2 separate regions of the Homo sapiens genome follow, and region 1 is linked to region 2. A link is an interaction called in ENCODE POLR2A ChIA-PET data of the cell type or tissue named here. Cell type or tissue: OCI-LY7. All regions are shown on one strand.

Region 1 (4,000 bases), 240 kb after region 2:
ATCCATAAAAGAACGTCTCCCCTCTTATTCTTCTTGGAGATTGGTAAGCTTTTCCTCTGTTCCCTGCAAAGTCGTGCCCAGATTTTTTTTTTCTTTCTTTTCACTTGATAATCCCAGGATATTTCTCCTGTAACATATAGTGATGGACTGTGTGCTATGTCCCCAGGCATTTTGTGGCACACTGGATTTGGTTAGGGGCAACAGTTGGCCACAGAATTTTATTTTTCTTTCTTTTCTTTTTCTTTTCTTTTTTTTTCTTTCTGTCTTTTTTTTTTTTTTTTTTTTTTGAGACGGAGTTTTGCTTTTGTCGCCCAGGCTGGAGTGGTGTGATCTTGTCTCACTGCAACCTCTGCCTCCCGGGTTCAAGCGAGTTGCCTGTCTCAGCCTCCCGAGTAGCTGGGATTACAGGAGCCCGCCACCGCATCCAGCTAATTATTTTATTTTTAGTAGAGACGGCGTTTCATCATGTTGGCCAGGCTGGTCTCGAATTCCTGACCTCAGGTGATCTACCCACCTCGGCCTCCCAAAGTGCAGGGATTACAGGTGTGAGCCACCATGCCTGGTCTTCTCTTCTTTTCTTTTTTTTCTCTTCTCTCTCTCTTTTCTTTTCTCTTTCTTTCTTTCTTTTTTTTTTTTTTTGAGACAGGGTCTCACTCCGATGCCCAGGCTGGAGTGCAGTGGCGCCATCATAGCTCACTGCAGCCCCGACCTCTTTGGCTCAAGTGATCCTCCCACCTCAGCCCCCTGAGTAGCTGGGACCACAGACACGCACCACCACATCCAGCTAATTTTTTGTAATTTTTGTAGAGGTGGGGTTTTGCCAGTTTGCACAGGCTGGTCTTGAACTCCTGGGCTCAAGTGACCTGCCTGCCTTAGCCTCCCAAAGTACTGAGATTACAGGCATGAGCCACCATGCCCGGCCTATGACCCCAGGACCACAGGATTTTAGATTTTGAAAGATAAAGTTTTGTTTTTTTCTTTTTCTTTTTTTTTTTTTTTGAGATGGAGTCTCGCTCTGTTGCCCAGGCTGGAGTACGGTGGCACCATCTGGACTCACTGCAACCCTCGCCTCCCAGGTTCAAGCGATCCTCCTGCCTCAGCCCTCCAGTAGCTGGAATTACAGGCATGCGCCACCATGCCTGGCTAATTTTTGTATTTTTAGTAGAGAAGGGGTTTCACCATGTTGGTCAGGCTGGTCTCGAACTCGAATTGAGCCTCCCAAAGTGCTGGGGTTACAGGCATAAGCCACAGGGCCAAGCCTTGAAAGATAACATTTTCAGATTATTTGGACTATTCTGAAAACTACGTAAGCCTGTCATTTAAATCATCTTTTCACTATTTATTTTCCAGGCAAAAACCCCTCCCACCTAGATGAAGATCCCTAGATTAAAGATCCAGTATGGGAGCAGATAGACACTTATGATTGTGTGAAAGTGGCATCATCACTAGTAAGATAGCAGCATCATTGCTCTTCTCACTGGGGCTGTTGGGGTTTTTGATATTCTGGAAACAGTAAAAACAAGTCCATCTGATGTCAGCATCCTTTTTCTTGCCCCTGATTAGTTCCTTTAAGTTGCTGTCTGATGGGGTTGATTTGATGCTGATTTTAAGTTCCCCTTTCTTCAGCCTTTGCTTACCTGAATTGGCACTTGACAGAACAGCAAGTTGATTTTCCCTGTTGGGGGTTAAAAGAGTAAAGAAAGGAGAGATAACTACTCTTGAGTCTTTGGACTTTTAAAAGAAAAGCTGATTTTGAGAAAATAGTGATTTCATTTGATACATGATTGAATTGGGAGCTGAATGAAGCAAACCTTTCATGGCCTTCTTATAAAATGGGTGCATTTTTCTGTCAGAGAAATATATTTCTTAATATTTCAAGCTTCTCGATGAAAGAAAAAATCTGAGGTGTAAAGAGAGCTGTATGGGCTGACCCCAGAGCCAGTCTAGAATGAAGGGTTCATCTTGTAGTCTTGCGGCTCTGGAATCAAGTATTACTGGGAGAGAAGCAAAGCTTGTTAGGGTTACTGACAGTGTCTTCCTGCTGTTGACCTTTCTTGTCACCACTGAAGAGGTCAAGCACCAAACTGCTATTTTTACTGCTGAAACAGTATAGAAGTTAGTCATTGATAATGATGTTTGACCTTGTGTAAGATGTATCAAGAGCAGCAATAATGCCAAGTATAAAATTTGAGATAATTCCTGGGGTAAATAACCTTCTTGGTTTGTTTCTTAGGATGTTGGTGTCCTCATATGCCTTATATATAGCCCAAGATGAATAGTTTCTCAGTATTATCTCATGTGGGTCAGTAGGACTATTTTTCACCAGCTTGTTATTATCAGTCTGCCTAATTTGGAAATTTAAAAAATTGTGCAAAACAAAAAAGCCCATCTTTGAAGATATCTGATACTTTGAAGATACTGTCACTAGCAGTAAAAGTAGCATTGGCTTAGTGTTTTGTCTTTTCTCCTCTTTAAAGAGAACAGTTATTATGGGGGCATTTTGCAGACTAAAATACTGTAATCTTGCCAAAAATTTACCAAAGAAAGGAAGAAGTTTTTTGTTGTTGTTTTTTTTTTTTTTTTTTTTTTGAGACGGAGTTTCGCTGTGTCGCCCAGGCTGGAGTGCAGTGGCGCGATCTCGACTCACTGCAAGCTCCGCCTCCCGGGTTCACGCCATTCTCCTGCCTCAGCCTCCCGTGTAGCTGGGACTACAGGCGCGCGCCACCATGCCCGGCTAATTTTTGTATTTTTAGTAGAGACGGGGTTTCACCGTGTTAGCCAGGATGGTCTCGATCTCCTGACCTCATGATCCGCCCGTCTCGGCCTCCCAAAGTGCTGGGATTACAGGCGTGAGCCAAGAAGTTTTTAAAAGATAGATGGTCTTCCTACTTTTAGTCTTTTGAGGTTGGACTCTGTAACCTGCCTCATGAATGGGGTCCTTAACCTGCCTGCTTAGCTCATATTTGGGGGTGGAAAGGGTGGAGTCCTTAACTGTTAGAGTTTAAATTCTGGCTGGGCACGGTGGCTCAGCCTGCAGTCGCAGCACTTTGGGAGGCTGAGGCGTGCGGATCACCTGAAGTCAGGAGTTCAAGACCAGCCTGACCAACATGGTGAAACCCTGTCTCTACTAAAAATATGAAAATTAGCCGGGTGTGATGGTGGGCGCCTGTAATCCCAGCTACTTGGGAGGCTGAGGCAGGAGAATTGCTTGAACCGGGGAGATGGAGGTTGCAGTGAGCAGAGATCGTGCCACTGCACCCCAGCCTGGGCAACAGAGCCACACTGTCTCAAAAAAAAAAAAAAAAAAAAAGAAATTCTAAGAAACAATCAGAGCTGAAAGAGGGAAATTACCTTAATATAACCTCTGGACTGTGGCTTTTAGTGTCCTGCAATTTCAGAGGCATTCCTGGTCTTCTGAGAGTAAAGTGACTGGAAATGTGGCAGAAAACTTAACCTGTAGTTTCTTTAATTAACAAATATATAAAAACCTATTATATGCCTCAAGTGTTCAGTTAAACCAAGTAGAATGTTTTATTAATTCAGAGCTTACGTTTATTTATTTTTTTATTTGGTTGAAAACGGTGGTGTGATCATAGCCCACTGCAGCCTCCAGGTCCTGGACTCAAATAATCCTCCCACCTCAGCCTCCGGAGAACCTGGCACTACAGGCATATGCCACCATGCCTAGCTAATTTATTGGCTTTTTACATTATCAGTACTTCCCTATTTTCAGGCCTTATTTTCTTCAAGGAATGGCTATTTAAGTACGTCAAGATTTGAGGCCTTTCTTCTCTCTTGAAATTTTTATCTCTGTGAAGAATGAAGCTGAGTTTTTTTTTTTTTTTTTTGTTCTCTGAAAATAGTAAGAGCAAAGCCCATGACCTTCATTGGATAAGTAAGCTGGTAGTGGCAGAAAAGGTAGATTTACTCATTCATTTCTTCAGTCCATGGACTCAACAAATATTTCCTTTGGTTCTTTTGTATACTTAGCACTAAATTA
Region 2 (4,000 bases):
ATGCTTTGGCTAAGGTCTCACAGACTTAATTTTCTTCAGGAAGCCTGTTCATCTGGCTCCACAAGGTACCCATTTGCGGGATATGCTTGCACTTTGTAGGGTACATTCATACTTCATGGGGTATGCTTACACTTCAGTTTTGCCAGGATGCATGGACTTCTACTGCACTTGAAAGGATGCATTTGTCAGGTCAGTGCAAAAGTTTTGTGGAGACATTCACGCTAAGGACACTGGAAGGGAAGGGATGTCTTTGTTAAGTCAGTGCAATGGGTAGCTTGTATTTTAAATTTTCTCTGCTGATCAGCCACTTTTCAGCACTCCAGCTGGCTTTATAAGCAAAAATTATAATCCAGGGAGTTACAATTGGCTAAGTCTCTGGAAAAAATTACCTAGGATAATCCTAAACTTCTTTGGCAGAAATGGAGCTCTTTTGAAATTCAAATGTTCCTGTGTGCACAATTGGAATAGAAAACACCAAAACTGCCAGAGATAATGGAAAGTTTTTTTTTCAGATGAGATCTGTCACATTCAAGGTGGTATGGCTGCAGACAGGGAGTCTTTTTTTCCCAATTGGCCTTTTTTTTTTTTTTTTTTTGAAGCAAGTTATCTACAAATGGTTTAGCACCAGGTTTCCCAGGAATGTGCATTACATGACAGGCAAGGGGGTGGCTACACCTTGTTTCCCAGGACTAGGGGCTCTCTGCACTGCAACTGGCCCTTTTGAAAGTTATTTTATTTTATTTTACTTTCAGTTCTGGGATACATGTGCAGAAAATGCACGTTTGTTATATAGGTATACATGTGCCATGATGGTTTGCTGCATTTATCAACCCATCATTTACGTTTTAAGCCCCACATGTATTAGCTATTTGTCCTGATGCTCTCTCTCCACTTGCCCCCACCCCCCAACAGGCCCCAGTGTGTGTTGTTCCCCTCCCTGTGTTCATGTGTTTTCATTGATCAACTCTCACTTATGAATGAGAATATATGGTATTTGGTTTTCTATATTCCTGTGTTAGTTTGCTGAGGATGATGGTTTCCAACTTCATCCATGTCCCTGCAAAGACATGATCTCATTCCTTTTTATGGCTGCATAATATTCCATAGTGTATATGTATCACATTTTGTTTATCCAGTCTATCATTGATGGGTATTTGGGTTGGTCCTTTAGAAAATTCTAAACAGAATCAAAAGGCTACCATTGCCTCCCTTAAGAGAAAATAATTCCAGGCTGGATGTGATGGCTCATGCCTGTAATCCCAGCACTTTGGGAGGACAAGGTGGGTGGATCACTTGAGGTCAGGAGTTTGAGACCAGCCCGGGCAACATGGTGAAACCCCATCTCTACTGAAAACACAAAACTTAGCTGGGCGTGGTGGCGCACACCTGTAGTCCCAGCTACTTGGGAGGCTGAAGCATGAGAATCACTTGAACCAGGGAGGCGGAGGCTGCAATGAGCTGAGATTGCACCACTGCACTCCAGCCTGGGTGACAGAGTGAGACCTTGTCTCAGAAAGACAGAGAGAGAGAGAGAGAGAGAGAGAGAGAGAGAGAGAGAGAGAAAATAATTCCAAATTGAGTGAATGCCTTAATGAAATAGAAAGAGAGATTAGAGCTTTAAGCCTGAAACTAAAACTGCAAAAAACCCTCTGGAAGAAACTTCTTCCACTAGACTCCCCTTTCTGCCACTCTTCCTGTCTTCATTCCCCTTTCTGCCACTCTTCCTGTCTTCTTGTCTTCTTCCAGTCTTTCTTTCAGAAAATCTTTTTGCCACCTGTCCTTTATCCTTCACTTTCTCCTGCCTCTTTCACTCTTTCAGCTGGTTATTTTGGAAACATTTCTAAATTTTTTCTGAACTTGTCTGTGTGTTTTCTTGTAAAATCCTGTGAGAAATTCCTGCAATTGTATGTTACATTGATATCCATTTTAATCCTCTTCTAACACACCCAGACTTCTTGAAAAAGCTTAAATTCTTTCTGTGCTTGAGGTATAAATTTCCTACCTTGTTTTCTTTAAAGCTCGGTAAAGGCTTCAGCCATGTGGAACAGATAAATTTCAACCTGTTCCATTTACAGAAATGCAGTTGGAATCAAATTGTTTTTTTAAACTAATCAGTTTTACTTAACTCATAGCTAAGTTTTAAAACAAAAGCTATAAGATCTTTATTTGTGTCTGTATTTTTGTGTATATATATGTTTACATATCTATTCATATATTGTCTATAATTCCAAATTGTTTTATAAATAAATGAGTACTCACCAGGTGCAATGGCTTATGCCTGTAATCCAAGCTCCTCAGGAGGCTGGGGTGGGAGGATCACTCGGCTCACCTCAACCTCTGCCTCCTGGGTTCAAGCTATTCTCGTGTCTCAGCCTCCCAAGTAGCTGGGACTACAGGCACACACCACCACACCTGGCTAATTCTTGTATTTTTAGGACAGATGGGGTTTTGCTGTGTTGGCCAGGACTTTGAGGCTGCAGTCAGCTATGATTGGGCCACTGCACTCCAGCCTGGGTGACAGTGAGAGCCCATCTCTTAAGAAAAAAAAAAGAATACTCATAGATTAAGCAAATAATCTGAAATGCTTTTCAAGTTAATGTGATTTAGTCATCTTTTGGCAGATGGGACTAGACTAATATTGTTAAATAATTGTTAAATAATTTTAAAAAAATTGTTGTTTTGATGGAAATTGCTGCATCTTCTGAGTTATCAGCAAAATGTGCTTGTATTTAACTTTAGAGTTCTTGCTTTTATAATATTTGCCTGGAAGGCAGTAATGTACAATTGGTTGACAGAAACAGCTTGGGATAATGGCTAGATTTGTTTGATGTCTCTGGAAATTTTCTAGGCATAATTCTTTGAGAGTGAATGGATTTGGTGAATGTGGACAGGATAAATTTTGTAAATTAACTTTTGATAATGGTTTATGTTTTGTAATATGTTTACTTGGGAAGGTTTTTTAAATCTCTTTGGTAAGTATACCCTAAGAGTTTAGTTAAGCTAAATTAAATGATGGATGTTCATTGAATGTCTAGGTCATTTACAGATAAAATATAATGCTGAGATATTTGTTGTTGAATGTAAGTATAGGCTCATATACTGCTGGCTTCTTATTTCCAAGAAAAACAAAAGTTATTTGAATCTGTTAGTAGAAATGTCCTGTTTCATATTAAAGAGTTGTTTTGTTAGAAAGCCTATGTCTCTGGAAATTGTAAAATGTGTATCATGGATTTTTGGTATGTGATTGGTGGTTAAGAGTTGATAACTTCTAGCTGGGTGTGGTGGCTCATGTCTGTAATCCCAGCACTTTGGGAGGCCAAAGCAGGTGGATCACCTGAGGTCAGGAGTTTGAGACTACCCTGGCCAACACAGCAAAACCCCATCTGTCCTAAAAATATAAGAATTAGCCAGGTGTGGTGGTGTGTGCCTGTAGTCCCAGCTACTTGGGAGGCTGAGACATGAGAATAGCTTGAACCCAGGAGGCAGAGGTTGAGGTGAGCTGAAATTGTGCCACTGCACTCCAGCCTGGGTGATAGAGTGAGACTCTGTCTCAAAAGAAAAATTGATAACTTCCTGGGTTTTCTTTGAAAATTAGGGTTTCTAAGAGTTGACATTATAACTAATGTGTGTGATTAAACTACTAGAGATGAAAAAGACCATTCCATATGTAAGCATATGAGAAGTATATGATGTATTTTTGGTAAGGAAGGTTGAAAAGGAAGAGGATTATTTTGTATAAGAAAGAATGTTGTATGGCAAATTTTTCTCCTAGAGTAAAATGATTGGTTATTTAAGAAAGAGAAAGTGTAAGAAAAAGCAGAATGTCCAAGCATATCATAAATGGTCTGAGTAAGTCATGATAAGGTTTATAAAAATAGCATTTATAGAGGAAATTTTCTGTGTCATCACTTTGTCTACAATTGGAGGGAAATTATTTATGGGTCTTACTAGGGATTGAACTTTGATGTGAAAAACACACTGATGCAGATTTTGTCCCGTG

The links. Peaks named below come from ENCODE experiments on the same cell type or tissue, not always from the same donor. Only the 100,000 strongest peaks of a DNase experiment are listed, where the experiment ranks them.
Region 1: POLR2A ChIA-PET joins it to region 2 with 7 read pairs; 2 of 35 experiments call an interaction of 5 or more read pairs at or near these places.

The regions. Positions count from the first base shown.
Region 1 is chr12:56,624,465-56,628,464 of GRCh38, reverse strand. All of the region lies in intron 1 of BAZ2A (bromodomain adjacent to zinc finger domain 2A), which reads left to right. Among named protein-coding and RNA genes, the nearest start is that of BAZ2A, 3.9 kb to the left of the region's middle. RefSeq lists an enhancer at 761-1,262. In OCI-LY7, no CTCF peak of the experiment used is centred here; a DNase peak (open chromatin) is centred at 1,594; H3K4me3 peaks cover 164 bases; H3K27ac peaks cover 1,037 bases.
Region 2 is chr12:56,867,277-56,871,276 of GRCh38, reverse strand. No RefSeq gene overlaps it. Among named protein-coding and RNA genes, the nearest start is that of SDR9C7, 65 kb to the left of the region's middle. In OCI-LY7, no CTCF peak of the experiment used is centred here; no DNase peak of the experiment used is centred here.